Regions from separate parts of the Mus musculus genome. Here all the other regions are linked to region 1. The links are chromatin loops, found by intact Hi-C in ENCODE. Cell type or tissue: heart. All regions are shown on one strand.

What was found. A loop is a pair of places that touch in the nucleus more often than their neighbours do. Peaks named below come from ENCODE experiments on the same cell type or tissue, not always from the same donor. Only the 100,000 strongest peaks of a DNase experiment are listed, where the experiment ranks them.
Region 2: it touches region 1 in a loop (4-fold over the local background); 13 of 42 quality-filtered maps call a loop at or near these places.
Region 3: a loop joins it to region 1, with 5 times the contacts of the local background. A loop is called at or near these places in 35 of 42 quality-filtered maps.
Region 4: it touches region 1 in a loop (2.5-fold over the local background); 4 of 42 quality-filtered maps call a loop at or near these places.
Region 5: it touches region 1 in a loop (2.2-fold over the local background); 8 of 42 quality-filtered maps call a loop at or near these places.
Region 6: a loop joins it to region 1, with 2.5 times the contacts of the local background. A loop is called at or near these places in 7 of 42 quality-filtered maps.
Region 7: it touches region 1 in a loop (7-fold over the local background); 12 of 42 quality-filtered maps call a loop at or near these places.

The regions. Positions count from the first base shown.
Region 1 is chr14:57,909,219-57,913,218 of GRCm38, forward strand. No RefSeq gene overlaps it. Among named protein-coding and RNA genes, the nearest start is that of Zdhhc20, 21 kb to the left of the region's middle. In heart, a CTCF peak has its summit at 1,556 (motif pointing left); a DNase peak (open chromatin) is centred at 1,473; H3K4me3 peaks cover 655 bases; H3K27ac peaks cover 566 bases.
Region 2 is chr14:57,824,236-57,828,235 of GRCm38, forward strand. It overlaps Ska3 (spindle and kinetochore associated complex subunit 3), which reads right to left and starts at 1,928. Exons shown (of 9, transcript NM_198605.3): 1 at 1,775-1,928. The coding sequence starts at 1,877. It overlaps Mrpl57 (mitochondrial ribosomal protein L57), which reads left to right and starts at 2,004. Exons shown (of 2, transcript NM_026401.2): 1 at 2,004-2,087; 2 at 2,274-4,000. The coding sequence starts at 2,282. The coding sequence ends at 2,590. In heart, a CTCF peak has its summit at 2,370; a DNase peak (open chromatin) is centred at 1,966; H3K4me3 peaks cover 2,646 bases; H3K27ac peaks cover 1,815 bases.
Region 3 is chr14:57,678,248-57,682,247 of GRCm38, forward strand. No RefSeq gene overlaps it. Among named protein-coding and RNA genes, the nearest start is that of Xpo4, 15 kb to the left of the region's middle. In heart, CTCF peaks have their summits at 1,889 (motif pointing right) and 2,116 (motif pointing left); a DNase peak (open chromatin) is centred at 1,874.
Region 4 is chr14:57,842,575-57,846,574 of GRCm38, forward strand. It overlaps Zdhhc20 (zinc finger, DHHC domain containing 20), which reads right to left. Exons shown (of 13, transcript NM_029492.5): 9 at 614-740. Among named protein-coding and RNA genes, the nearest start is that of Mrpl57, 18 kb to the left of the region's middle. In heart, a CTCF peak has its summit at 1,508 (motif pointing right); no DNase peak of the experiment used is centred here.
Region 5 is chr14:57,853,911-57,857,910 of GRCm38, forward strand. Zdhhc20 (zinc finger, DHHC domain containing 20) reads right to left here. Exons shown (of 13, transcript NM_029492.5): 6 at 3,718-3,750; 7 at 2,700-2,820. Among named protein-coding and RNA genes, the nearest start is that of Mrpl57, 30 kb to the left of the region's middle. In heart, a CTCF peak has its summit at 2,323 (motif pointing left); no DNase peak of the experiment used is centred here.
Region 6 is chr14:57,370,315-57,374,314 of GRCm38, forward strand. The region is part of intron 2 of Cryl1 (crystallin, lambda 1); the gene reads right to left. Among named protein-coding and RNA genes, the nearest start is that of Gm41161, 4.8 kb to the right of the region's middle. In heart, a CTCF peak has its summit at 2,244 (motif pointing right); no DNase peak of the experiment used is centred here.
Region 7 is chr14:57,806,966-57,810,965 of GRCm38, forward strand. It overlaps Ska3 (spindle and kinetochore associated complex subunit 3), which reads right to left. Exons shown (of 9, transcript NM_198605.3): 7 at 2,978-3,178; 8 at 1,010-1,113; 9 at 1-566. The coding sequence ends at 1,012. Among named protein-coding and RNA genes, the nearest start is that of Mir3077, 11 kb to the left of the region's middle. In heart, a CTCF peak has its summit at 1,814; no DNase peak of the experiment used is centred here.

The sequences.
Region 1 (4,000 bases):
AATTAATTTAAAAAGCATAACAGAAAATTTGATTAAAGAAAAAGAAGTGTTTGAAATAGGTATTAGGGAATTTTAACCAGAGAGAGCACTGGAGTAACACAGAGAAATCCCTGCTGGAAGCAACTATCATGTTCACGGCCTGAGCATAAAGGCAAGAGGTTGGAGTTATTGTAGTCTAGAGGCTTGAAGGAACAGTCAGTCCTACGCGATTAGGAAAGGATGCCCAGAGGAAAAGGCTAGTGGGGCTTCGGAGAGCACAAACAATGGAGTTGGTTCTAGGCTTGCCAAAAAAAAAAAAAAAAAAAAAAAAAAAAAAAAAAAGCAGCCAGAGACTGGTACTGCAGGGATGATGCAGGGATGCAGGCCGAGACTGGAGATATCACAGGGCTTGTTTTCCAACCCCAGGCTTGAAGCCTCCCTTGTACTGCTCACTGTGGGCAGAGGTCAGGATGCTGCCAGCCAGCAGGTAAAGGCAACCAGCATCCCCAGGTCGCTGCCTAGCATCATAGAGCCCAGTGTGTATGGAAAAAGGAGGCTGGAACAGTGAGACAATCCCTTTTCCATCTGCAGGATCCTGCAACTTAATTTATACACTGTCTTAATTAGGGTTTCTATTGCTGCAATGAAACACCATGACCAAAAGCAAGCTGGGGAGGAAAGGGTTTATTCAGCTTATACTTCCACACTGCTGTTCGTCACCAAAGGATGTCAGGTTTGGAACTCAGACAGGGCAGGAACCTGGAGGCAGGAGCTGATGCAGAGGCCATGGAGGGTTCTGCTTACTGACTTCTCAGTCTGCTTTCTTATAGAACCCAGGATCACCTGCCCAGGGACAGCACCACACACATGGGCCTGATACTCCTCCATGATCATTAATTGACAAAACACCCTTAAAGCTGGATCTTAAGGAGGCATTTTCTCAATTGCGGCTCCCTTCTTTCAGGTGACTCAAGCTTGTGTCAAGTTAACAGAAGACTAGCCCAGCATACCCTCTCACACTTGAAGTGGTCGCCAAGAATTCAATCATATAATCTACTTATCCCTCTTCATGGTGCTGGATATTTATGTGATTTCCAGATTTTAGTCTCTGAAATGATGCTGTAATGATAGTTGATAAAATTATGACTCAATATATTTGAGGAGAAAATAGTCATAGTTTGTCTTTTTCTGGGCCTTAGAATTAGTGTTTTTCTCACCATCAAATACTTCTCACAAATCCTCTGCAAACCCGAATGCTGTAAGCAAAAAAACGTCATCTCTCACTTCACTCTCGTGGAAGGAGGATCGATTCCACCAAAACAAAGGCACACCGCCATCAGAAAAGCTCTGGTGGTGAAGACTCGGAAGGAACTGCCCCGGGCTTCATTTCCTTCCTCTTCAAATACAGCCCGTCGCCAACCAGCGGGCAGCAGGCGCAGTCTTCTGAATACTCACCAGGGCGTGGCAGTTCATGCTGCCTGCAGTGTTTTCTTTCAGACTGGCCTTTGAGACAGTCCTTGCCTTGCTCCTACCTTCTTCCGTGCGGGTGCCTGGGCATGGTTTTGGGATGCAAGGGCGCCATCTTGTGGGACTTTCGTGTTGAATTCTATTTCTTTGAAAGCGTCCGCACTGAGACTGCGATCACTTTTCTCTTTTTGTCTCAATTATCCTACGGTGCTGACGAGGTTGTACTGTGTCACGCTCTCTCTCTTTTTTTTTCGAGACAGGGTTTCTCTGTATAGCCCTGGCTGTCCTGGAACCCACTCTGCAGACCAGGCTGGCCTCGAACTCAGAAATCCGCCAGAGTGCTGGAATTAAAGGCGTGCGCCACCAACGCCCGGCTGAGGTTGTACTGTCAATTTGAACTCCACATTTTGAGAACATGTATTCTTTCTTATGATGATTCTTAATGTGCCTACATTAAAAAGTAATTTAAATTAAGATTTTATTTATGTATTTATTTTTACTTATTTATGGGTGCGAGGGCCATGTGGAGATTACAAGGCAACTTTTGGGAGTCAAGTTCTTTCTTTCCAATATGTGGGTCCCGAGGACTGAAATCAGGTCATCAGCCTTGACAGCAAGTGCCTTTAGTCACTGAACTATCTCATAGGCTCTTGAAGTTTTATTTATTGGAGACAGGGTTTCTTTATGTAGCCCTGGCTGTCTTGGAGCTCTCTATGTAGGCCAGGATGGCCTTGAACTCAAAGAGATCCATAGTGCACATGTATGTGGCAGTCAGAGGACAACTTGTAGGACCGTATTCTATCCTCCCACCAGGTGGGTTCCAGGGCTTGAACTCAGATGGTCAGGCTTGGTGGCAAGCACCTTTATCTGCTGGGCCACGTCAGTAGCTCTAGTTGCTGATTTACATAAACTGTGGTCGGTCTAGGTCTCACCCCCTGCGTCTTCAGCTTACTACATGGACTTATATTCCTGCTGTTCAGTTCTAACTCAGTGCCATCTTCCTTGGCACAATTTATTTCTTTAGTGGTGGACACTGGTGCAGGCAGTCCTGACAGGAAGCCCTTGGAGCCACCCTCTGACCGTTAGCATGTTTCTCTGGGGACATTTGGCCAGGAGGCAGGCTTGCTCTAAGTTTCCTTAAGATTGTCAGTGTGTAGCCAGCAGACACAGGGATCTTGTTTCCTGAGTCCATGCTAACACTCCTAGATCACATCCTACTTTTTGCCAATCTGGTAAGTATGGGTTGGTGTCTTGTCTTAATTTGTATACTGCTCAGAGCTTTCTTGGGGACTCAGGCCAATCTTTGTGCTCTCTCCCCTCTCAAGGTGAATGCAGTCATCAGCTGCTTCTTCCCTCTTCTCCCTCCTTCTGCTCCTCCCCTCCTTCTGCTCCTCCCCTCCTTCTGCTCCTTCCCCTCTTTCTGTCCCTCCCCCTCCTTCTGCTCCTCCCCTCCTTCTGCTCCTCCCCCTCCTTCTGCTCCTCCCCCTCCTTCTGCTCCTCCCCTCCTTCTGCTCCTCCCCTCCTTCTGCTCCTTCCCCTCTTTCTGTCCCTCCCCCTCCTTCTGCTCCTCCCCTCCTTCTGCTCCTCCCCCTCCTTCTGCTCCTCCCCTCCTTCTGCTCCTCCCCCTCTTTCTGCTCCTCCCCCTCCTTCTACTCCTCCCCTCCTTCTGCTCCTCCCCTCCTTCTGCTCCTTCCCCTCCTTCTGCTCCTCCCCCTCCTTCTGCTCCTCCCCCTTCTTCTGCTCCTCCCCTCCTTCTGCTCCTCCCCTCCTTCTGCTCCTCCCCCTCCTTCTGCTCCTCCCCTCCTTCTGCTCCTCCCCTCCTTCTGCTCCTCCCTCTCCTTCTGCTCTTTCCCCTCCTTCTGCTCCTCCCCTCCTTCTGCTCCTCCCCCTCCTTTTGCTCCTCCCGTTTCTATCCCCCCCCACCATTCCCTCTGCTTCTCCTTGTTTCTCCCCTCCCTTTTCCTTTCCCACATAGAATCTCACTTTTGCCCAGGTGTGCCTCAAACCCTTGAACACAAGTGTATCTTCCCCCCAGCTTCCCACATAGCTGGAGTTATAGAAGCCTCTGACTGTGCCCAGCCTCTTTGCTTGTTTTTCTACCAAGTTGTTACATATTCTAAAGGTCAGTCCCCCAAGAGTGTTTCAGAAATGTTAATTTATCTGGGGAACACTTCCAATAGAATTGTGCCTGAACTCCTGGTTACATGTTATTTTATTATTATTATTATTTGTTTTTTTTTTTTTTTTTTTTTTTTTTTTTTTTTTGAGACAGGGTTTCTCTGTGTAGCCCTGGCTGTCCTGGAACTCACTTTGTAGACCAGGCTGGACTCAAACTCAGAAATTCCCCTGCTTCCGCCTCCCAAGTGCTGGGATTAAAGGCATGTGCCACCACTGCCTGGCAGGTTATTATTATTATCATTGCAATTGATTTGTATTAGTTTTAAAAGCATTCTTAGCTATTTCATTTTCTCTTCAGTATCCATTTTGTAGTGAGGTATTAGATGCATTTTATCCTATGGTATACTTATTCGAAGTGTTGCTTTTTTTTTTTTTT
Region 2 (4,000 bases), 85 kb before region 1:
TTATGAGCTCAACCTGTACGTATGGAACCATGGGCACCAGCCCAGGGATGGCACCACCCACATCACTCACTAATTAAGAGGATACTCTCCAGGCTTGTCTGCAGCCCAGCCTTATGAAGGCATTTTCTCAACTGAGGCTCCCCACTCTCAGACCATTCCAGCCTGTGCCAAATTGACATAAAATTAGTCAGAACAGTTTTGAAAGTGAAGACGCTGGCAATACTCCCTGTATTTTTTTTTTTTACTTATTAAAGAATTATTACAACATTTTCTTGTAAAACAAATAAACAAAAAGTAAATGAAGTTTGTGCAGAGGTAATGTTTTAGTGAGACTACAGACTAACAAACACTTGGTGAAAAGAACTTTTATACAGTTGAAATACTAATGAACTTTAGTATAGTATGCCGAATTAGCTCAACAACATAAACAAATAAAGCATATTTTAATTCCCTAAAATAAGAACAGTTACAAAAAAAAAGCTACAACAGTAAGTGATGTCTGTTACGAATTAAATAGAAAATACATATACTCTTTTTACTTTTCTGTATTTGAAATTTCCTACAGTACATGTTACTTTTATAGTCTCCAAAACATTTCCAAATGGAGAGTTAGTTATAAGTAAGAGGAATCTGTGTCTACGGGGTGCAATTTTTGCTTTGTTTCTGTTTTTCAAAACAGGGGTTTCCTGTATATCCCTGGATGTCCTGGAACTCGATTTGTAGATCAAGCTGGCCTCAAACTCAGAGATCTGCCAGCCTATGCCTTCTAGAGTGCTGGGATTAAAGGCAAGTGCCACTACATTCGACCTACTGGGTGCGAGACAGATTACATTTATGACATTTTATGATAATCTCAAAATCTGAACTACTTTTGCATCGATTTTTTTTCTTTTTTTTCTTTCTTTCTTTTTTTTTTTTTTTTTGGACAGGGTCTCACTAAGCCTGGTTGATTGGTCAGGTGCTAGCCTGGAACTCGCAAAAATCTACCTCCTTCAGCTTCTTGAGTGTTGGGATTCATGGCGGACGCCACTCCGTGACCTTGCAACTTTTTAAAAAAATCTCAGGCTGGGCTTGGTGGCGCACACCTTTAATCCCAGCACTCGGGAGGCAGAGGCAGGCGGATTTCCGAGTTCGAGGCCAGCCTGGTCTACAAAGTGAGGTCCAGGACAGCCAGGGCTACACAGAGAAACCCTGTCTCGAAAAAAAAAAAAAAGAAAAAAGAAAAAAGAAAAAAATCTCTAGTACAAGTTAGAAATGATGTTTAATTTTATTATTAAAAAATAAAACAAGAGGCGGGAGAGATGGCTCAGTGGCTAAGAATACTGGCTCCAATTCTGGAGGTCCTAAGTTCAATTCCCAGCAACTACAAGGTGGCTCACGACCATGTATAATGGGATCTGCTGCCCTTTTCTGTCGTGCCTGCATCCACGCAAATAGAGCATTCATATACATATATAAACAAATCTTAAAACAAACAAAAAAACAGCAGTGCCGAGTATTTGTACTTCAAATAGAGTGTTAGTGGAGAAAATGCAGATGCTTGCTTCAATAGGGGCCCATTCGAGTGAGACGAAATGACTTTACACGTACAGAAAACAGGGTTTTAGTGCGTCTTAATACAGTTGCCACTGGATGTTGTTAACAAACACCCAACCACCCGCTCGCCTGCGGCCACAAGGAGAATTTGTCCGCACAGTTTCCATCACAGATCAGCTACGCCCCTTGGACGACACCGCCCGCTGAGAACCGCACTCTCCCGCCCGCGCCCACTCACCGCTGTCCTCGCCGTCCAGCGCTCTCAGCAGCCGGGCCGTCTCGCTGTCCAGCGTGGTGGCCAGACCCCGCAGCTTACAGTGGAAACTCTGGATGGGGTTCATGCTGAGGGCCGCCGAGCCGACTGCTGACCTCCAGTCCCCTCGAACGAACGCGCTACACATTTGAATCCTGCGCAGGCGCAGAAGGCGTCTCTCGCGAGAGCGGAACTCTAGCATCAGGGCCCCAGAGAGACCGGAAGCAGCGCGCCGCCGCATCGGTCGGGGGACGCGGAGCGCCGAGGGGAGCGTGTCCCGGGCCGGTTGGTACGCGAGGTGGGTTTTCGGGGAGCCCCCACCCCCATATCCTGCAGTGTAGTCGGCTCCCGGCCACTCACTTCCGGCGAGAGGCCGAGCGTGCTCTGGATTCGGCCGCGGGATGTGGGCGCAAGCTTGGCACGCCGGTTGCTCGCTTCCCGGGTCCGGGGCTCAGCGACCGCGGCTTTCGTGTCATTTCCTCAGGAGGCACCATGTTCCTCACCGCTGTCCTCCTCCGCGGCCGCATTCCGGGCAGGCAGTGGATCGGGAAGCACCGGCGGCCGCGTACCGTGTCTTTCCAAGCGAAGGAGAGCATGATCCGTCGCCTGGAGGTGGAGGCCGAGAACCACTACTGGCTCAGCATGCCCTACATGACAGCAGAGCAGGAGTGCGGCCACGCCGCGGAGCGACGGGCCCAGGCTTTTGAAGCCATCAAGGCAGCGGCCACTTCCAAGTTCCCTAAGCATAGATACATTGCAGACCAGCTAGACCATCTCAACATCTCGAAGAAATGGTCCTAACCCTTCAAGATTATGGATACCGGACTGCTCTATCCTTACTTGGTCCTGGAGCTGAGAAAATGTAATTTATGTACCAGTGTGACCCCTTCGACCAGTATCTTATTAAAGCAAACATGATTGATTAATAGTTGTCTCATACGGAATACTTGGGACCCTACCTAGGCGTTTGTTTCACACCTGTAATCCCAACATTAAGAGGTGGAGGCAGGAAAATCTTTGCTGATGTAGTTAGTAAGACCTAGACTCAGAAGGCCAAAAGAGACTGTTTGAGGCTCCATATGTGCATAATCGGTCTATTTTCAGGGTTGTTTTTTATTTTTTCTGGCCTAAAGCTTGCAGCAGCCCTCCCTGTGCCTAGCTACTGGAATTACAGGCATGGTTCCCTGCCCTTCTGTAAAATGTGGGGTTTTTTTTTTTTTTGTTTGTCTCACTATATAGCCATAGAACTTGCTGTATAGGCTAGGCTGGCCTTGACCTCCGAGATCTACTGGCCTCTGCCTCCCAAGTGCTGTGACTAAAGGCAAGTGCCACCATACCTTGCACCTTTTAGATTTAAATGCTGTAAAACTACAAACTGATGAGTCTTAAGGCTGAGGTACTTGGCTAGAGCTTTGTTGTACAAGGGGTGTTTTCTTACTTTCTGTCTAGGATAGCCATTCTCAACCTGTTGGGCATGACCCCTTGTGGTGGTTGCAGAACCCTTTCATGAGGCTGAGTATCAGAGATTTGTATTATGATAACAGCAAAATTACAGTTGTGAAGTAACAATGAAAATAATGTTATGGTTGGAGTCACCACAACATGAGGAACTGTATTAAAGAGTGTAAGGGAGGTTGAGAACCACTGCTCTAGAATAGAGCCTGCCTTTGATTTCACAGCATTCTGTAAGTGGAAGTAGGATCTGAAGTGTTAGGTCAACTTCCATGCAAATTTGAGGCCAGCCTGAGATAGATGAGACCATTTCCCAAAAGAAGAGTGTTTTCTTTTAGAATTTGGATTCTGTGAGTGGACGTGTGAAGTAAAGATGTTTACTAGAACTGTTAACAGGAAAATTTCTGTTTGTTTGGTTTTTTGAGCTCGTCTATATTGCCCACCTTAGCCTGGAACTCCTAAATGGATACAAACAGTGCAATTTTTTTTTAAAGTTTGTTTAAAAACACCGTTTTTGGTTTTTTGTTTTTTTTTTTAATGTTGTTGGTTTGTTTTTCAAGACAGGTTTTCTCTGTGTGGCCCTAGATGTTGTCAGACTCACTCTGTAGACCAGGCTGGCCTCAAACTCATAGAGAACTGCCTTCCTCTTGCCTCTTAAGTGCTGGAATAAAGGTGTGTACCACCACCACCTGTGCACACAACTTTTTTGAGTAGGTCTGTGTAGGTTGTTGAACTTATGGACTGAATTGATCCTCCTGA
Region 3 (4,000 bases), 230 kb before region 1:
TTGGTGTAGTCCTATATGAGTTTACCTCTTAGGACCACCTTCACTATGTCCCGGGAGGTTTGAAATGCTGTGTTCTCATTTAATTCGTTTGTTTGTTTGTTTGTTTGTTTGTTTGTTGAGACAGGGTTTCTCCATGTTGCTCCTGGCTGTCCTGGAACTGCATATGTAGACTAGGCTGGCTTATAGTTTAGAGAGAGTTACCTGCCTCTGCCTACTGAATGCTGGGATTAAAGGTACACACTACTATACCTGGCCTCTCCATCTTATAGTCCATTGGTGAGATTTACTCGTGAGCATTTTGTTTGACTTCCTAAATCTTTCATTTCTAGTTTTATTTTGGTTTCAGTTTTCTTTTCTTTTTTTTAAAGATTATTTATTTATGTATATGAGTATACTGTAACTGTACATGGTTGTGAGCCTTCATGTGGTTGTTGGGAAGTGAATTTAGGAGCTCTGCTCACTCTGGTCAACCCCATTTGCTCTGTCCCAAAGATTTATTATTATAAATAAGTACACTGTAGCTGTCTTCAGATGCATCAGAAGAGGGCATCGGATCTCATTACGGGTGGTTGTAAGCCACCATGTGGTTGCTGGGATTTGAACTCAGGACCTTCTGAAAAGCAGTCAGTGCTCTTACTGGCTTGCTGAGCCATCTCACCAGCCCTGGTTTCAGTTTTCTTTAGTGATTCTATTTTTTTTTTTCGTTAAATTCAACTTTTATGTCTTGAATTGTTTTATTTCATTCAACTGTCTTTTCAGAGACTTCACTAGGGATCTATTCCTCTTAAGGTCCTTGAACATATTCATGATTGCTATTTTGAAGTCCTTGTCTTGTGCTTTTCTTTTTTTTTTTTTTTTTAATAAGAAAAGCCATTTCTTTTTTTAGATTTATTTATTATATGTAAGTTCACTGTAGCGGTCCTCAGACACTCCAGAAGAGGGAGTCAGATCTTGTTACAGATGGTTGTGAGCCACCGTGGTTGCTGGGATTTGAACTCAGGACCTTCAGAAGAGCAGTCGGTGCTCTTAACCACTGAGCCATCTCGCCAGCCCCCGTCTTGTGCTTTTCTTAAGGCCTGTTGGAATAGGGTTACTGGCTTTTGGTGAAGGCATATTGTGTTGGCTTTTCATGTTCCTGGTTTCACGCTGGGATCTAGGCATCTGGAGTTAGGATATTTCAGGTATTTCCTGATGTCGATCTCTGGTCTAGTCTTTGTTGGGTGGGTGCTCCAATCTCTGGTTACTGTTGCCTCTCCTCCAAGTCCTTCCCCCTTCCCCATCCCATTGATATCAACTAGCCTGGCATAGCAAGTTGCAATAAGATGAGGTGCATCTTCTCCTATTGAGGCTAGAGAGGCAGCCCAGTAGGAGGAAAGGGTCCCAAAGTTAGGCAGTAGAGTCAGAGAAAGCACCTGCCCCTGCTGTTAGCAGTGTCCTATGAAGACCAAGATGCACAACTGTTACACATGTGCAGAGGCCTAGGTCAGTCCCATGCAGGCTCCCTGGTTGTCATGCCAGTCTCTGAGAGCCCCTTTGGGCCCTGGTTAGTTGATTCCGTAGGTTTTTCCTGATGTCCTTGACCTCTCTGGCTCCTATAATCCTTCTTCTCCATCTTCTGCAGGATTCCCCAAGGCTGAACTTGAACTTGCAGCCATCTCTTGCCTCAGCTTTCTGAGTACTGACATGGCAGGTGTGAGCCACATGCTCCACCAAAGCCCATTGTTTTGTATAGTCACTATATGCTAATGAAAATATCTAAAAAATAAAAACCAAGCTGTGTACTGACTGAACAGTTTTGATACTTTGTAAATTACTTCAGTCCAGCAGCCCTAAGCATTTGCCTCATTACATAGACTTGGCCACCAGGTGGCGCCCACTCCCAGCAATTTCTAGAAAGAACTAACTCTGGATGCTTCATTTCCTATTGGGCAAGTCACTAGAACTCAAATACCCTCCCACTTCCCACCCTGGCTTTAACAATGAATTGACTGGATAAGGGAGGATGAAATCCAGGAAAAGGAAAGGGTTTTTTTTGTTTGTTTGTTTTTTAAGAGTACAGATCTGACGCCCTCTCCTGGTGCATCTGAAAACAGCTACAGTGTACTTATGTATAATAATAAATCTTAAAAAAAAAAAAAAAAGAGTACAGTAAGGGGCTAGAGAGATGGCTCAGCGGTTAGGAGCGCTGACTGATCTTCCAGAGGTCCTTAGTTCAATTCCTAGCAACCACATGGTGGCTTTCAACCATCTGGGATCTGATGTCCTCGTCTGGTGTTTCTGAAGACAGCCACAGTGTACTCATGTAAATAATAAATAAATAAATCTTAAAAAAAAAAAAAGAAAGGAGAGTACAGTAAGGGCTGTGAAGATGGCTTAGTAAAGCACTTGATGCATAGGAATAAGGACCTAAGTTAGGGTCCTTGCATCCATGTAGAAAGGCAGGCACCTTGGTATGAGCCTACAGCCCCAGGATTTGATGGAGGAGGGTAGACACACAAAAGGATCCTTCCAGATAGAAGTCAGAGGCTCAGAGAAGGACCCTGTCTCAAAATCTAAACAGAGTGTGATTAAAAACACAGACTTCAAGTGGAGCCTCTGGGTTACCTAATGCTTTAAGTAGAAGTAGATAGAGAAGAGACAGGCAGATCTCCAAGAAATCAAGCCTAGTTTGGTTTATACAACAGGTTCCAGGACAGCCTCAGCCAGAACTAGTAATGAGACCCAATCTCAAAAAAAAAAAAAAAAGGTAGGCAGATAGGAGTGGTGATCCTCTATATGGTAAATTTCAGGTCAGCCAGGACTACAGAGTGAAACCTTGTCTCAAAAATGAAACAACACACACACACACAAAACAAACCCCAATCAAACAACAAAAAACAAAACACAAAAACAAATACCAAATCGACAATAATAAACAACTCCCCCCCCCCCGAAAAAAAAATCCTGAAACAATGACAAAAAGAACAGGTGGCAAAAGGACACTTATATACAATTGAGGGTCCAGAAATAAACATCTGAATTGATAGCCTATTTATTTATTTATTTATTTATTTATTTAAGTACTTCAGATGGAGCCAGGATCCAAGGTTCCAGGTGGAACGTTGAGTAAGCAATATTCTGAACTGGTAAATTGATTTTCTGTTATTTTTAATCTTTCCTGTTTAAAAAGAAGCGTTAATAGAGGTAAACATGATAAAAATACATTATATGCACCATGAAAGTGTTATAATTAAACCCATTATTACATATAATTAATATTGCTAATGAAAACTTTAAAAATAATAGTCCGTGGAAGCCAGGACAGTGACACCCTGCTGCCGGTGCCACTGGGATGGATGAAAGTGTGATGGAGAGATGGGAGAGCAAGCGAAGCCGAGGGGTTCATGCGCTGTATAAATAAATAAATAAATAAATAAATAAATAGGCTATCAATTCAGATGCTTATTTCTGGACCCTCAATTCGAGACTTGACAGTGTTAAGGTATAGCAGAAGCCAGAGGCCTCAAAAGAGACCAGTGACTCTGCAGTGACTCTGCAGTGAACACATACAAGAAGTGTGGACAGACGTATGTACCATGTGACACTGTGGCACACTGCAGCGTCCACGACAAGGTTTGTTTATTCTATTTTATTTTATTTCCCTATTTATTATAAGGGCAGGGGACAGATACACAGGGACCGGGAGATGAGTGGGGTTGGGGTGCATGATGGGAAAATCACAAAAATTCAATAAAAAGTTGTTGAGTCTAAGGTTGTGTATATCTTTTATCAGGAAATAACTGGTCAAAAGCGGGGTAGAAACCCTGGATTGGGATTAAAAATGTCCACAGCGCCGGGCGTGGTGGTGCACGCCTTTAATCCCAGCACTCGGGAGGCAGAGGCAGGTGAATTTCTGAGTTCGAGGCCAGCCTGGTCTACGGAGTGAGTTCCAGGACAGCCAGGGCTACACAGAGAAACCTTGTTTCCAAACAAACAAACAAACAAACAAACAAAATATCTA
Region 4 (4,000 bases), 67 kb before region 1:
CCTCATATTTTAAAAAGAAAAGGTCTGGAGAGATGGCTCTGAGGTTAGAGAACTCCTCCAGGGGTCCTGAGTTTATTCCCCAGCAACCACATAGTGGCTCACAACCATCTAGATTGAGATCTGGTGCCCTTTTCTGGCACGCAGGTGTACATGCAGATAGAGTACCCATACATAAAACAAACCTTTAAAAAAAGAGAGAGCTGGGCAGTGGTGGTGCACGCCTTTAATCCCAGAACTTGAGAGGCAGATGCAGGTGGATTTCCGAGTTTGAGGCCAGCCTGGTCTACAGAGTGAGTTCCAGGACAGCCAGGGCTACACAGAGAAACCCTGTCTCAAACGCCCCCTGCGCCCCAAAAAAGAGAAAAAAAAAAGAGAGAACACCTATACACACACTTTATTTCTGTTCTGTAATCTATAAAAACATATATCCCTAAAAGTGATTTAATTTCATTTTGAAGAGCTTTTTAAAAGTTATTTCTATTTTTCTACTCTCCATTCAAATGTATACTTATTGTACCTAATTTTTAAAAAAGCAAATATATAATTTTATGTATACTTAAAATATTTATCTAGAGGCAGAGGCTACCACTGAGCCCTACATTTTGTAACTTACCTTGAGAATATTGGAACTAGCCAATATTTCTTTTCATCACCAAAGACTTGTCTCCAATTTTTACTGCATCCAAGAGAGAAACCATTTCCATCTATTCCATAAGAAAACATAGGTGCACGAAATGATTCTGTTTAAAAAAAGGAAAAAAAAAACTAAACTCAAGCATGTATACATACATGAATAAATCTTGTGTATTTAAACTTATGAAGGAAATGAGAAATAGTAACTTCTTGCCAATGTTTTTGACATAGACAACTATAAACATTGTGGTAACAGAAGTAACAAGGAATGATAAACATCTGAAATGGCAAATTATCCCAATCTGATTGTTACATTCTAGATATCTCAGCATATACACAATTATGTTAATTAACATAAAATCTACTTTAAAAAAGATAAATTTGACTTACTTGATGAAAATATATTTTAACCCTCCAAAATGAAAGGCCCAAATAATTACCTAAGTTACATTTATTTGTTTATAAATAAATCAATAACTAAATAACTAGGGTCTCTCTGTGTAGCTCTAGCTATCTTGGAACCCACTATGTAGACCAAGCTAGCCTTGAACCTACAAAAATGCACCTGCTTCTGCCTCCCAAGTGCTGAACTTAAAGGTGTGGGCTGCCATGCCCAGCCATACACTGTCTGGAAAAAAGCAGTCCTTGAACATTATACTTTAGGTTTATTCTATTTTATGGTGCTAGGAACTGAGCCCTTGCACATGCCAGTCAAGTGCTCTCCCGCTGAGCTAGATACCTAGCCTTTAGTAAAGATATTTTACTTCACTTGATTTATTGTATTTCAATTTATTTTTAAGGCACTGGAACTTGTTGACTTTAAAAAAAAATTTTTTTTAATATTTATTATTATATCTAAGTATACTGTAGCGGTCTTCAGACACACCAGAAGAGGGCGTCAGATCTCATTATGGGTGGTTGTGAACCACCATGTGGTTGCTGGGATTTGAACTCAGGACCTTCAGAAGGGCAGTCAGTGCTCTTAACCTTTTTTTTTTTTTTTAACCTATTCATTTTACATCCTGCTCACTGCTCCCCTCCCAGTCACCCCCTCCCACAATCCTTCCTTCCCTTCTACTCTGAGGGGGATGGGTGGGCTGGATATCTCCCCCACCCTGACACTTCAAGTGTCTATGATCTGGGCACTTCCTCTCTGACTGAGTCCAGGCAAGGCAGCCCAGCTAGTAGAACATACCCCACATGCAGGCAACAGCTTTTGGGAGAGCCCCCATTCCAGTTCAGTTGTTCAAGACCCACATGAAGACCAAGCTGCACATCTACATATGAGCGGGGAGGCCTAGGTCCAACTCTATGTTTTCTGGTTGGTAGTTCAGACTCTGAGAGCCCCAAAGTCCCCGGTTAGGTGATTCTGTTGTCTTCCTGTGGAGTTCCTATCCAATTTGAGGTGGCAATCCTTTCTCCTATTCTTCCATAAGAGTCCCCAAGCTCCCTCCACTGTTTGGCTGTGGATGTCTGTATCTGTCTGAGTCAGCTGCTGGGTGGAGCCTCTCGGAGGATAACATGCTCCTGTCAGTATGGTTCAGGAGTCTGATGGAGTCTGATGCAGAAGAGGCAGCGGGAGAATGGGAACTTGTTCACTCTTTATTGGTGAACTTCCTATATATTCCTAACAACACAGGTACTTGGATTTATTTGTTTGGATTAGGTAGAATTTCTACAAATCTAGTCTAGCAAAACCTACATTTACTAAGCACTGAGAATCCTGTGCCCTTGTGAGTACAGAAGTAAAGGCAGCCAGTCTTGTAGGAGGACAGAGGCTGTGTGTCCTGGGGTAAGGGTAGCTTAGGTGAAGATGGGAGGAATGGAGTTCAGAATGCTTAGAAAATGGGACAAAAGAGGGAGATTACAGACCACTGCTTCAAGCTTTAGTGTAAAGAGATCCAGAGTGAGGTCTAGGCAAATACTGATATCACAAGAAAAGCTGTACTTTGTTTTTTAAGACAAAGCCCTTCAGCATCTTACAAGCTGACAGGATGGAACCAGACTGACAGTATAGAACAGCCAATAAAAGCAGGGCAATCTAGAGGAAAAGACAGAGTCTTAGACAGAGTTCTAAGATAAATCTTGCAGGAAGGCTGGCACTCATGGGTGGGAAAGATATGTATAGAAGGCAAGAAAGGTGAGAAGATGGGAGATTGCTTGTGGCTTCTCAACATTTTTCTCTGAAGGACTCAAAATAGTAAGAATAGAATAGAGAAAATCAGGTGGTGGCGCACACCTTTAGTCCCAGCACTTGGGAGGCAGAGGCAGGTAGATCTCTGATTTTCAAGCCAGCCTGGTCTACAGAATGAGTTCCAGGACAACCAGGGCTACAACGAGAAGCCCAGTCTTGAAAATCCAACCCCATCTTCCCCTCACCAAAGAAAATCTAGATTTCTAAGGAAAACAGCCGAGGAGGAGGCCGACTGACCTTACCACCAGTGTTTCTACCCTCAGTTAGGTCATCTTTGTTTTTTTTGTTTCTGACAGTCTTAGCCTGGCCTTGATCTCACTGTGGCTGAACTAGACTATACAAAAATATCAGATTATATTACATTGGATTGGAATTAATGATACTCTTTGAAACAGTGCTTATTTCTATAATTTTGGAAGTATATGCACATAGGCTAACTCATGACATAAACTGGTTTCTCTCTCTCTCTCTCTCTCTCTCTCTCTCTCTCACACACACACAGTCACACACTCACACACACACACACACACACACACACACACGTCACTGAACACATGTGGAGGTCAGAGGACAATTGGTGGGAGTCGGCTCTCTTTTCCTCTCTCATGTGTGTTCTTCAGACTGAACTCAGATCATCACCAAGCACGGCACACAGCAGACACCATTACCTATCAGCCATCACTCCAGCTTTGTACTTTTATTTTAAAAATTAGAAAAAAAGGAAAAGAAAAAATGCAGCAACAAAAATACCATATGTACTAAATTTCACCAAAAAATGAAACAAAAATGGAAGATGTATAGTAGTGGTTCAATGAAAATGGCCCCCACAGACTCACAGGGTATGGCACTGTTGGAAGTGTGGTCTTAGGGAAAGTTTTTCACAGAGGGCAGGCTTTAAGGTCTCAGAGGCTCAGAGTAGGCCCAGTGTTGTTCTCTCTTCCAATCCAGGCATAGAATTCTCAGCTATGTCTGCCTATGCGCCGCCATGCTTTCTGCTAAAACAATAACGAACTAAATCTCTGAAACTGTAAACTAGCCCCAATTTCATGTTTTCCTTTATAAAAGTTGCTGTGGTCATGGTGTCTCTTCACAGCAACAGAAATTCTAAGTCAACCTTTAGAACATATGCCAGTCAGGCTGTGTCTGTGGGGTCAAGAATACACAGGAGTATGC
Region 5 (4,000 bases), 55 kb before region 1:
CAGGCTGAGCAAGCCAGGGGAAGCAAGCCAGTAAGAAACATCCCTCCATGGCCTCTGCATCAGCTCCTGCTTCCTGACCTGCTTGAGTTACAGTCCTGACTTCCTTTAGCAACGAACAGTGGTTTGGAGATGTAAGCTGAATAAACCCTTTCCTCCCCAACTTGCTACTTGGTCATGATGTTTTGTCCAGGAATAGAAACCCTGACTACGATAGGCATGAACACTGTGGCTGCCTTTCACCCAGGAGATTTTGCTGTGCTATGTGGCAAAAGCTGTCTACAGCCTGGGCCCAGGCAAACCTGTCTCAGCCAACAGAGTACAGGTCTATAGATGCACAGTGGCTCCTGGTAGGAGAAACTGTGCCAATTTTAGTGCTGCCTAAATTATGAACTTTGTTTTTATCGCTGGAGATGTCTATATTTTACTAAAGAAAGTCTCATCTATACCAAGATCATGAATAAAGATCAGTATCTTTTCTATGGAAACAAAGACCTATCAGAAAGGAGCTGGAGAGATGGCTCAGAGGTTAAGAGTACTGGCTGCTCTTCTAGAGGTCCTGAGTTCAATTCCTAGTAACCACATGGTGGCTCACAACCATCTGTAATGAGATCTGATATCTCTTCTTGCCTGCAGGTGTACATGCAGCCAGAAGACTATACACATAATAAATCTTGAAAATAAAACTAATCAGAAAAAGTAGACAAAAGATCGAGCTCATAAAAAGATATGGCTATGAATAATAAGCACAGTCTTACATGTGCAGAGTTAACAAAGTTAAGTACTCTGATTGTAAGTCAACAGGCGGTAGCTACACTTTAAAAAAGGAGTATAAAAACATGGCATCAGGACACAGACATGGTTAGGACAGGAATAGGTTGAGACATACAATGAGAAAAATAAAACCAAAGGCTGAGGCAGGAGGACTGCCTGCTTAGGTTACATGGTGAGTTCTAGATTAGATTGGCTAATTTAAGACCATCACACAGACAGACAGACAGACATCTACTGGATGCTTTTCATTTGGAACATGTTTACATTAATTTAACCTATCACTTCTGTGCAGTTAGTATTATTCCAGATTTCACAATTGAAAGAGCAACCTAAGCTAACTTCCTTTGGCTATTTTACTATTCAGCAAACATTTATTAAACACCTATTGTGTTGGGTGCCAGGTAACATCCTAGATGTTCTACTGATGAAAAGGAAAAAATTTCTTGCCTTCATAGAGTTTAAATTATAAGAATATATAGTTATATAGATCTGCCTGCTTCTACAAGAACTCAGAGTAATTACCAACTGAAGGTTGGATACTGGGTTCAGCAGTGTGACAGTAAGGACTGAGCCTATATTTAATGGGAATGATGACACCAGGGGGCAAAATAGATGAAGTATATCCAGATATTTAAAGATTTAATGAAAGGGTAGAATATATATTTTAAAGTTACTTCTAAATTATATCAATAGCACATAAACATATAAAAATCAAATACCAAGAAAATGTTATTAATAACTACTTCTAAGATAGAGTTCTTTTTACACTTTTGTAGTTATTTTCCCCTCAAGAATATAAATTTACAAATTAAAAAGGTTTTAACTTGATCACATATTCTGAATAGATAAGCATTTGCAATGGTACCTAACACTCCTAAGAGAACAAGAATCAGCAGGTCTCTTCTCCTGTCGGCCCTTCTGAGCAGAGAGCACTGTCAGCAGCTCTCTAACATTTCCAGAGAGGCCAGGACACACTCACAGGTTACTTTTCCCCAGACACCATCACATACTATTTGCACTCCCGTATGCCTTGTTCCTTGTTCACAGCATAGTCCAGAGGTCACTCCCGGTTACCGCCCTACTGGGTGCTTGTTTCTGTATGCTTTCCTCTCACAGATAAATCAAACTTTAGTCCCTTGTTGTTAAAACATTTGATTATTTTCAACTACTTGCTATTTTTAAAAAATCTGAGAAGTTGGGGTTGGAGAGACATTTCAGCTGTTTAAGAGCCTGGCTGCTCCTGAAGAGGACCCAGGTTTAACTCCCAGAACATACATGTCAGCTCACAATCTCCTGTAACTCTACTTCCAGAGGATCTGACACCCTGCTCTGGCCTCTGCTGGAATCAGGCACATACCTGGTGCATCTATGTATATGGCAAAGCATCCAAATGCACAAAATAAAAATAAATCTTTTTTTAAATTCTGAGAAAAAGGGCTGGAGAGATGGCTCAGCAGCTAAGAGCACTGACTATTCTTCTGAAGGTCCTGAGTTCAAATCCCAGCAACCACATGGTGGCTCACAACCATCTGTAATGAGATCTGATGCCCTCTTCTGGTGAGTCTGAAGATAGCTACAGTGTACTTAGTACTTATAATAAATAAATAAATAAATAAATCTTTTTTAAAAAGTATGCAAACAGGAAGCAAGTATTAGTCTGGCCCAAGGATATCATTCTGAGCCTTATCAAGTCAAGTGAAAGTAGTGACCTCTTTAAAACAGCTCTTTTGGCAATCTGCATCACAGAGACACCTGTAGTCTATGAAATAAACACGTATTTACAAGTACACATGCAATTTATATGAAGGAAAGTATAGTCCTGACTGCACCATTATAAAATCTAATCTGATCTACTTATAAAAAGTACTAAGTGACTCTTTCAAATACATATCTTTTACATATGTTTAAGACAAAAAAAAAAGACTTACCGTCCAAAATTTTATAAAATACTCTAAAACTGTTGCAGCCACAAAAAGGCAATATAGTAGAGAATACAACAAAAACAGCATGAAGAATTTGTAATTAGTAAATCCCACACAGTTATTCACCCTGGAAGAATACAGAAAGTAACATTATAAAAAGAAGACAAAGCATAAGCACAGAATCAGAATGCAAATGTGGTCTCAGGCTTGTGGGAGAAGGACGTTTGAAGCTGTCTCATCTGTGAGATGTGGAAATTCTGGCAGCTTACAGAAGTAGGAATATACTTGATGTTACTAACCTCACAGACATGGCTAAGACAGTAGATTAATGTCTGCCTTTTAGTCATAGGAAGGAAAAAGAGGACCAGAAAGCTTTATGTCATCATTACTTGGCAATAGGTCAAGTAAGAAATAGAAAACAAAGCCCAGCATGGTGGCACACGCCTTTAATCCCAGCACTCAGGAGGCAGAGGCAGTGGATTTTTGAGTTCGAGGCCACCTGGTCTACAAAGTGAGTTCCAGGACAGCCAGGGCTACACAGAGAAACCCTGTCTCGAAAAACCAAAACTAAAACCAACCAAACAAACAAAAAGTAGAAAACACACTACCTTAACTATGGATATGTTTTAAATTAACATATAAATTTTGCAACTCTAATGTTAACTTTTAACATATCAACATCTGAATTATGTATTTATCAGAAGGTATTTTTAAAGAAAAAAATATAGATCCCTATTATATATACATGTGTGTATGTTTATGTATATATTAGTAATTTAATTGAGCTCAAATATAAATAATTGAACTGAATCAAATATAGGAATATTAGAGCTGGGTGTATGGTTGGTTTCAGTTGTACAGAGCACGTGCTTAGAATGTGCTGGGACTCTGGAGTTAAAAAACAGCATCACGAGATTTTAAAAAAGGGATTACTAAGAAAAAAAAAATCATTTTCAATTCCTGCTTCTGATGCCCAACCCTGGCCCCCTTGGTTTAGGCAATGTCTACTATTTTTCATACATACCATGGACAGTGATGATCCATCTTAAGAACACATCTAGGAAGCAAGCATACGAAAATTCATACAGAAAAATTGTGATTCTAGTTTCTCATTATTTTACTGAATTTAAAAATATTCCCTTATAACTAAATCTTATGAGGCAACCTAGAAACATCAGGTAACTTTTGAGATTCTGTAAGCACCTCCACGGGTAAACAGTCACAAGGTTTTTACACTGTGAAGTCAGTCCAGTGCATCTAGCTCACTGGACCAGACCAATGACATCTTATTATTCAGATGTGGGGAT
Region 6 (4,000 bases), 540 kb before region 1:
ATAATGGACTAAACCTCTGAACTGTAAGCCAGCCACAAAAAATGTTTTCCTTTATAAGAGTTGCCATGGTCATGGTGTCTCTTCACAACAATAGAACCCTAACTTAGACAGTGCGTATATATGCTTGTGTGCCTAATGGTGCCACCAGACGGGAACCAAATATTTAAAACACGACTCTGTGGAGGGCATTTTATAGTCAAAGCACAACAGTCACCAACAGACATGCCATGCCGCGTCCCATGAGCACCCATGGGCTATGATTGTAGTCTACAATGTCTGGACAGCTTTCCTGAGTTCTGCGCAAAATGAAGGACTCCCTTTTCTTAGCAGGGCTTCCTTTTTTCTGCCTGATCTGACCCCCAAATCTTCTGCCAGAGGAATGTCATGTGATCCTTGGTCCAGCTTCATGGAATGCCTCTCCATGCAAATGAAGTGTCCCCAGAACCTTCAACCTCAGCCAATGAAACATCACCCTAAGAAGTGCACCTTCCCACTCTCTAAGGCTTCTATATACATAGCCCATACATCACCCAGAATAAAATGTATGTGCACAAGCTGTTTCACTGACGACTGTCTATGAGAAATGTTTTCTAAAAGAGCTGTAACACTGAAGAGCCGCAGCACTGGAATCTTCAGAGGAGACTCCCTCCCCACAGCACTCACTGCCAGACCAGGATCCTGCAGATCCACCTGTTCATCGGGTCCTGACATCTCTTATATTCTTGGTTGTGAGCCTAGCCTTTAACGGCTGAGCCATCTCTCCAGCCCAGGTCCTGACATCTCAAGGGAAGAAGCAGACCACTGGACTTGGTTCCGCTCCATCCTTCCCCCACCTAATGTGTGGCAGTGCCTGGACACCCCAAGGGAACAAACAAACAAACAAACAAACAAATAAAACAGAACTACAGCCATGTTCAGGGATAAGCTATAAACTGACCTAAAGACAGATCTTACAGGCCTCTCATCTCAGGGAACTCATGCCAAGTGGCAAGCAAGCAGTCTGCACTGAAACCCACCCACTGGACACAGGACAGGAGCAGCACAGAGAGCCAGCCAGAGGGAGTCACATGATGGTAAACTTCGGAAAAAGACCAGCTCAGTGAAACAACCAAGAGCTGCAGTGTGTTAACAGAGTGATCATTGGACAGCACAGCTCAGGTGTCCCCTGAACAATGTCCCATTGCTGCCACAGTGATGCATCTGTAGAGATCGCTTCCAGACTCCCCTGCCCCCTCACAGTCTTACATTCAGTCCTTCCAAGTAGAGGGAATAAAGGCACCTCCATTCTCTGTCACCTCAGAGGTCCCTGCGCCTGTTTTGCCTGGCAACGGTTAGGCAGGCCTCCTGGCTGAGGGGATGTATGCATGGCACATCTGAATTACTCAGTTTTGAGTTAGCAATATGATTTGTGCAAATTTGATCAGTAGCAATATCTAAGGATTCCACAGAGCTGGACGAAGCCAGCACATAACCCAGAAATACAACCAGACTAAAAAAAAAAAAAAAAATTCATATGTCTGAAGAACTGTGTAGAGCTACCAAACAGAAACTCACTTTGCTCAGTTAAAAGTATCTGAAATACCGAGAGCCTCGGTAGCTGAGATGCTGGGTAGCTCAGTGGTAGAGTGCTCGCTCCCCTGGCGTGCACGAAGCCCTGGGTTTAAGCCCCAGCACAATATGAATAGGGTGTAGTAGACACACCTGTGATTCCAGCACATAGGAAGGCAAGCAGGGAATTCAAGACCATTCTCAGCTACATAGTGAGCTTGCGGCCCAGTCTGGGATGCATGAGAGCCTGACTAAAAAAATAATAATAAAATAAACTTAAAAATTAAGTATCCGACATCAAAAACAAGTAGGTGAGAGAGTCAGCCAGGGCTACATAGTGAGACCGTGTCTTATAACTGAAGAAAGAAGTAGAAAGAATACCAAGCATGCCACTGCTACTCCCCACACCAACTGCCACTGATCGTCAATCCTTAAGTGACTATAATAGAAAACTTGCTCCGAGTCATGACCCCACCTCACACAACCCAGCCTGTACTGAACTGACAGCATCTTCCTTTATTGGTTTATTTTACAGTTCTGAGAACAGAGCCCAGAGCCTCCTGATGCTAGGCACGCCCTGTACACGGCATCTTAGACTGCTCAAGACCATCCATTTCATCCTGTAAGGAATTACCAAATATGCTCAGAGGCATCTATCTCCTTCAAGCTGCTGGAACCTTTTCATCAACCCAAGCCGCTAGATGGCAGGCTAACACTATGTATGATGCAGAATAAAAATGTTTGTCAGCGACACCTGTGGTGTGGGCCCAACACTTGGAAAGCAGATTAGTTCAGGACTGTCCTCAGATACACAGCAAGTTTGAGACCTGGGTGGGACACAGGAGACTGTCACAAAATCTGAAAACTGAGAAGGGAAAGGATATGCAAACAATTATCACTATAAGGTGAAATAAGGGTGGATTTTTAAAACTTTTTTAAAAATCGTTTTAATTTACATTTGTTTACCTGTTACTTATTCATTCATCTGGTGTGTGTGTGAGCATTTGTGTGTACATGTGTGGGCATATACATACATGCCACAGTGCATGTGTGCCCCATTGGGTCATATGGCGGTCAGAAGACAGATTGCTGAAATCTGTTTTCTCCTTCTGCCATGCAAGTAACGGGAATCAAACACTGGCCCCACCTTTACCCACTGAGCCATCTCACTGACCCCTTATTGCTATTTTAGATGTTGTATTAAAAATTATCAACTAGGGCCGGGCAGTGGTGACATACACCTTTAGTTCCAGCACTGGGGAGGCAGAAGCAGGCAGATCTCTCTGAGTTCAAGGGCAGCCTGGTCTACAAAGGAAGTTCCAGGACAGCCAAGGCTACACAGGGAGACCCTGTCTTGACAAACAAAGAAACAAGCCATCAACTAGGAACTAGGGACTCTTGTCTTTAATCCTAGTACTTAGAAGGCAGAAGCAGGCAGACTTCTGTGAGTTCCAGGACAGCCTGGCCTATGTGGCAAGTTTAGGACAGCCTGCTCTACACAGTGACACTTTTTTTAACCACACAAAAGGCACCTGTCTAGGGCTGGAGAGATGGCTCAGTGGTTAAGAGCACCGATTGCTCTTCCAAAGGTCCTAAGTTCAAATCCCAGCAACCACAAGAAAAAAAAGTCACCTGTCTAAATAGGTGAAGACAATGGGAAGCTGGAGCCCTGGCCCACTGATTGACAGGAAGAAAATGAGGCTGCTGCGAGCATGACCATCCCTTGAAAATTAAACGCAAGGAGTTACACCAGACTTTTTTGCCAGCACACTGCTTTCTAAAACCCCGAGGACCTTCCCTCAAAGACTACCTGCAGTTGGCCAAGGGCCTTCTACCAAGTCATCACACCTGCTACCCACCCACCCAGCCAGCTCTGGGAACCCGGAACCCTCTCTCAGAGTCATCTAAGCTTGGACGTGCTGCCAAAATCAAGAAAGCCTCAGCTGCCCACAGGAAGTCCACGGGGCTGACTGACAGGCAGGAATGAGTCTTCTCATCCATTCTTCCCTCTTGGGCTCTGAAAAGGGTCCTCTTTAGAGGCTGGTGTCACCTCTGGGGCTCAGAAACCAGAGAAATAGAGAAGCTCTGCTTAAGTCCTAGGACAATCAATTTCACCAGAATGTACAGTGCAGTGTCCCGTGTCAGCACGCTCATGAAAGTGGCACTTGCTAGTCAGTCAGACACACAGGGAGACTGCTACAGTTTGGATGTGTCCCACAAGGTTCATGGGCTGGAAACTTTCATAGTGATGAAAGGTGGCAGGACCTTTAGTAGGCATGGTCTCCTGGGAGGTGAGGTCCCACGCAAATGAAGTGATGGGTACAGGTTTCGCAGGAGTGGGCTAGTTATAAAAAGGAGAACATGTTATAAAAAGAACCCCCTCCCTGGTTCCTGTCTTTCCAACTGGCACACCACCCCCTCCTCTTCCCAAGTCTTCCTTCTGTGTGATACC
Region 7 (4,000 bases), 100 kb before region 1:
GCCTGGTCTACAGAGTAAGTTTCAGGACTGCCACAGCTACACAGAGAAACCCTGTATTGGGAGAAAGAAATTCCCAAAACTAGTCAGTCAACTGGTATTTGCCAATTATTTCTCAAAATTGTAGCTGGACTCTTCAGAACACCAGCTCCTCATTCCCTACCTGGCTGCAGCACAAAGCTCTCCCAAGTAGCACTGTCATGAACTTGGAGAATTACTTTCTAACTGTTCTTGGATCAGAAGGATCTTGGGCTCAAAGGCCATTAGATAGTTCCAGAATCAAGACGTTCCCAAGGCTTCTGGCTCAGAGTAGGTGTTCAGAATCTTCCAGGTAGAATCGGGATCTGCTGGGTGGTCAAGCTGGAAAGGCCACCACAGTGCGGTGAAACGGAAACATTCCCGTAAGAATGAAATAAGAGAGACTGGGAGAAAGAAGACTGACTGCCAGCAGGAGCCCTCTCTCCACTTCTACTGGTCTGTGCTAACCAGTTATAATCCTGAGAACCTTAGTCCAGCTCACTTTCCTGTTCTGTCTAGCTTCTGTATTGGATGTATCCACTGTAGAATTCCTACAAACAGAAACAAAATCAAGTAAGGACAATTAAGAGACATCAGAACAGAAGGCAACATCGTAGCTAAGTATTTTATACTTTACACACCCACACACTATAAAAGAAAAAAAGCTATGTGGCGACATTTGCCAAAGCAGGCAGGCAGATCTCTGTGATTTTAGGCCAGCCTGGTCTATGTAGCAAGTTCCAGGCCAGCCAAAGTTATACACTAAGACTACTTCAAGAACTGATAATGAAAGTTAAATTTCAAATGGAGGGTGTTAGGAGTGGTGGGTTCATTATTGCACAAGCAGACTTATAATTATCTGGGAATGTGGGATCCCAGGGTCGGTTTATGGCACTGTGAAGGGAATGGGACCTGGCCACCACTCTCACCCTACTTGTCAAATGTCTTGGGTAACCCAGGCACGGGCACAGTCTGCGGGTGTGTTCTTACTCACCGTTACCAGTTTTCCTTGTTGGCAGCGCCTCGGGTGCCCTTCCTCCGTGGCATCACTTTAACATCCAAGGGAGAAGCTAGGTTTGAGCTGTGCTTTGTTATCATCTAAAACAAAACACATTTCTTTTTATCAGGTCATGTCAATGACAAATAGGCAAGGTGTTAGAAACATTCAAGAAAAGCCATGAACTTAAGGGTTACTTACAATACTTAAAAACAAAACAAAACAAAACAAGCTGGGCATGGTGGCGCACGCCTTTAATCCCAGCACTCGGGAGGCAGAGGCAGGCGGATTTCTGAGTTTGAGGCCAGCCTGGTCTACAGAGTGAGTTCCAGGACAGCCAGGGTTATACAGAGAAACCCTGTCTCGAAAAAACAAAAAAACAAAAACAAACAACAGCAATTCACACAGACATTGAATAGTAAAAAAAATATATAAGATTTTAACTTCATATGGAAGTTTGATGTCTAAAGTCTAAAGACACATTTACTGAAGTTAATGGAAATATCCCGAGAGCCATGTTAAGTCTTGATGAGGATGAAAAAAAAAAAAAAAAAAAAAGACAGGAAGACTCCCCAATGCACTGAAGAGAATATATGCAGCAGCTGTGAGTCTGTGCACTGTAGACAGCAAGTGAGCACCCTCATGGACGGGGAGGCTCACAGGCCCCAGCTCTTCCTTGGGAACCGAGACACAGTGAATGAGAGTGAAGCCCTGACGCCAGTGGCATAGCCACTCATAAACAAGCCCTCAGTCATGCTCATCTCTCCTTCAGAGTCTCTCTCAACATAAAGACAGAGGGCGCTGTTGGGAAGGGGAAGGAGATCTGCAATAGCGAAACAAGAGAAGGAAATGGGTGTTTGCATATATCTGTAAACATGAATATATTATGTACATATATGAAAATGTCACCATGAAAACCATTACCATGTATAATAATAATAATAACACATTACCATGTATAATAAACTTACACAATTAAAACATGGAAAGGAAAAACTGGAAGGAGCACACTGAGTGTAAGGTGTCCCTGGGACTGGGCAGGTGACAAAGTGGCCAAGTGCTTCTATACCATACACAAGCCCCAGTGTTTCACCCCTAAAAAGAAGCAACCACTAAGACAAAGACAAGGTTTCCGTACCCTCATAGGAAGAAGCCCTCCAGCAGGAAGTAGTAACCCCCACATGTGCTCATAAATCAGGTGGCTCCTTACCTACTTTCTCCTCTAAGAAAGCAAGCAGTCAGGTGGTGGGACTGGAGATAGCAGTTAAGCTCTTACAGAGGACCAGAGTTCAGTTCCCAGCTCCGACTTTGGACAGCTTACTATTGCCTCTAACGCTAGCTCTGCCTCCCTCTTCTGACTACTCAGGCACCTGCATTCAAAGGTACACACCTACACACCCACAATATACACACAATTAAAAATAGATGTCTCACAGTTTACTGCTCTCATGGCACCCCAGTCACACAGGACTTCGCTGCACCCCAGCACTAACTGCTCAACACTATAAAGCAGACTAGAGTCAGACTAGTCCTCTTGTAGTGTCTACTAGCTGGTGGTGCCATACTCCACAGTCAAATATTTTAATACTATGTGAATCAATGCTATGTGCCTGCACACTGACAGTTTGAGAAATGCAGGCACGTGTTATTAATGAGACCTTGCTATGGAGAATTATAGGGCAAAGGACACTCCCACTTTTAATTGGACGATAGCTAATATAGCAACTACAGATTAAAAACTAACAGAAACAATACACTGTAGAACAAGCTACAAGACAAAGTACCCCAGGAGAGTAATATTACTAACACCAAGTTAGAAACTTCTGACTGGTTCAGGAAAGCCTTAAGGTTTTTCTCAATACCCAAAGCATGATGGCAAATATGACAGTTTATATGCGATTGCAGTTTTCTAACACAGATATATAATTTTGAAAATATTAGGAAAAAAAAAACCTAGAAAATGACCTGGAGAATGTCTTCTGGAATCGCAGTAACTTTCGGAGGAGATGGTGTTGCAAAATTTTCACAAGAAGTAATTGCTGAAGAAGGGGGCTCTGCAAAACTCTGATAGCATTCATCTGAATTTAAAATTAACGGAACACAATCTTTAATTTCCAAATCAGTTGATGAACTATTTGGCTTTGATAGTGGATAATCTATAGATACCTACAGAATAAAAATGAATCATTAAATTATGGTAAGAAAATAATAATGTTATAATTTTTTTTCTTAAATTCAATTAGTTCTGTTGGGAGTCTACTAAGGCAGACCCTGAATGATCCCATCTTCCTGACTGAATGCTCCCCAAATCAAGAAAACCATATGCAGAAGACAACCTTCTATCTTCACTACTAATCTAAGTTAACTGGAACAACTCAATAGAACAGAGGCTGAGCTCCAAAGATGGACAGACAGACTCCCCACCCCACCTCAGCAGCACAAGCCTGAGTCAGGAGAGCTGGACTGAGGGACCAGGTATCTGAGGCCTAAGGAAGATTAGTGCTTTCAACTTAATGAACTTTACCAAACTTGGGTGATCTCTACAATGGGAAGTTTCAAACCAGTGCAGATTTTAGGTGCTAAGGTAGAGAGTACAGGAGCAATGGGAGGAAAGGCTAGCCTGGCTAGGCATGAAAGCCAGCTCAGAACGGAACATTCGTGCACACTGTCTGCACACATGCACGCTCCATCCCACATCCAAGGTAGGCTGAGCGTCCATTAACTCGTGCTAAGTCTCAAGTTAATGAAGACAGCAGAGTTAGGAATATCTCATCAACAGGGTGCCTTCCACAGGAACAGAAACACGACAAGTGGGTGTGTGGTGTGTGCAGGAGGGTGAGGAGGTCACACTCAATCCTCAGCTAAGGAGCAAGGGCAAGGTCACTGGTGAGCTACATGAGACCTTTCTCTCAAAAACAACATAGCAAACACACACACACACACAGCACCAAAAGATGTAAATTAACTGAAAATGGCCAGCATGTGCAG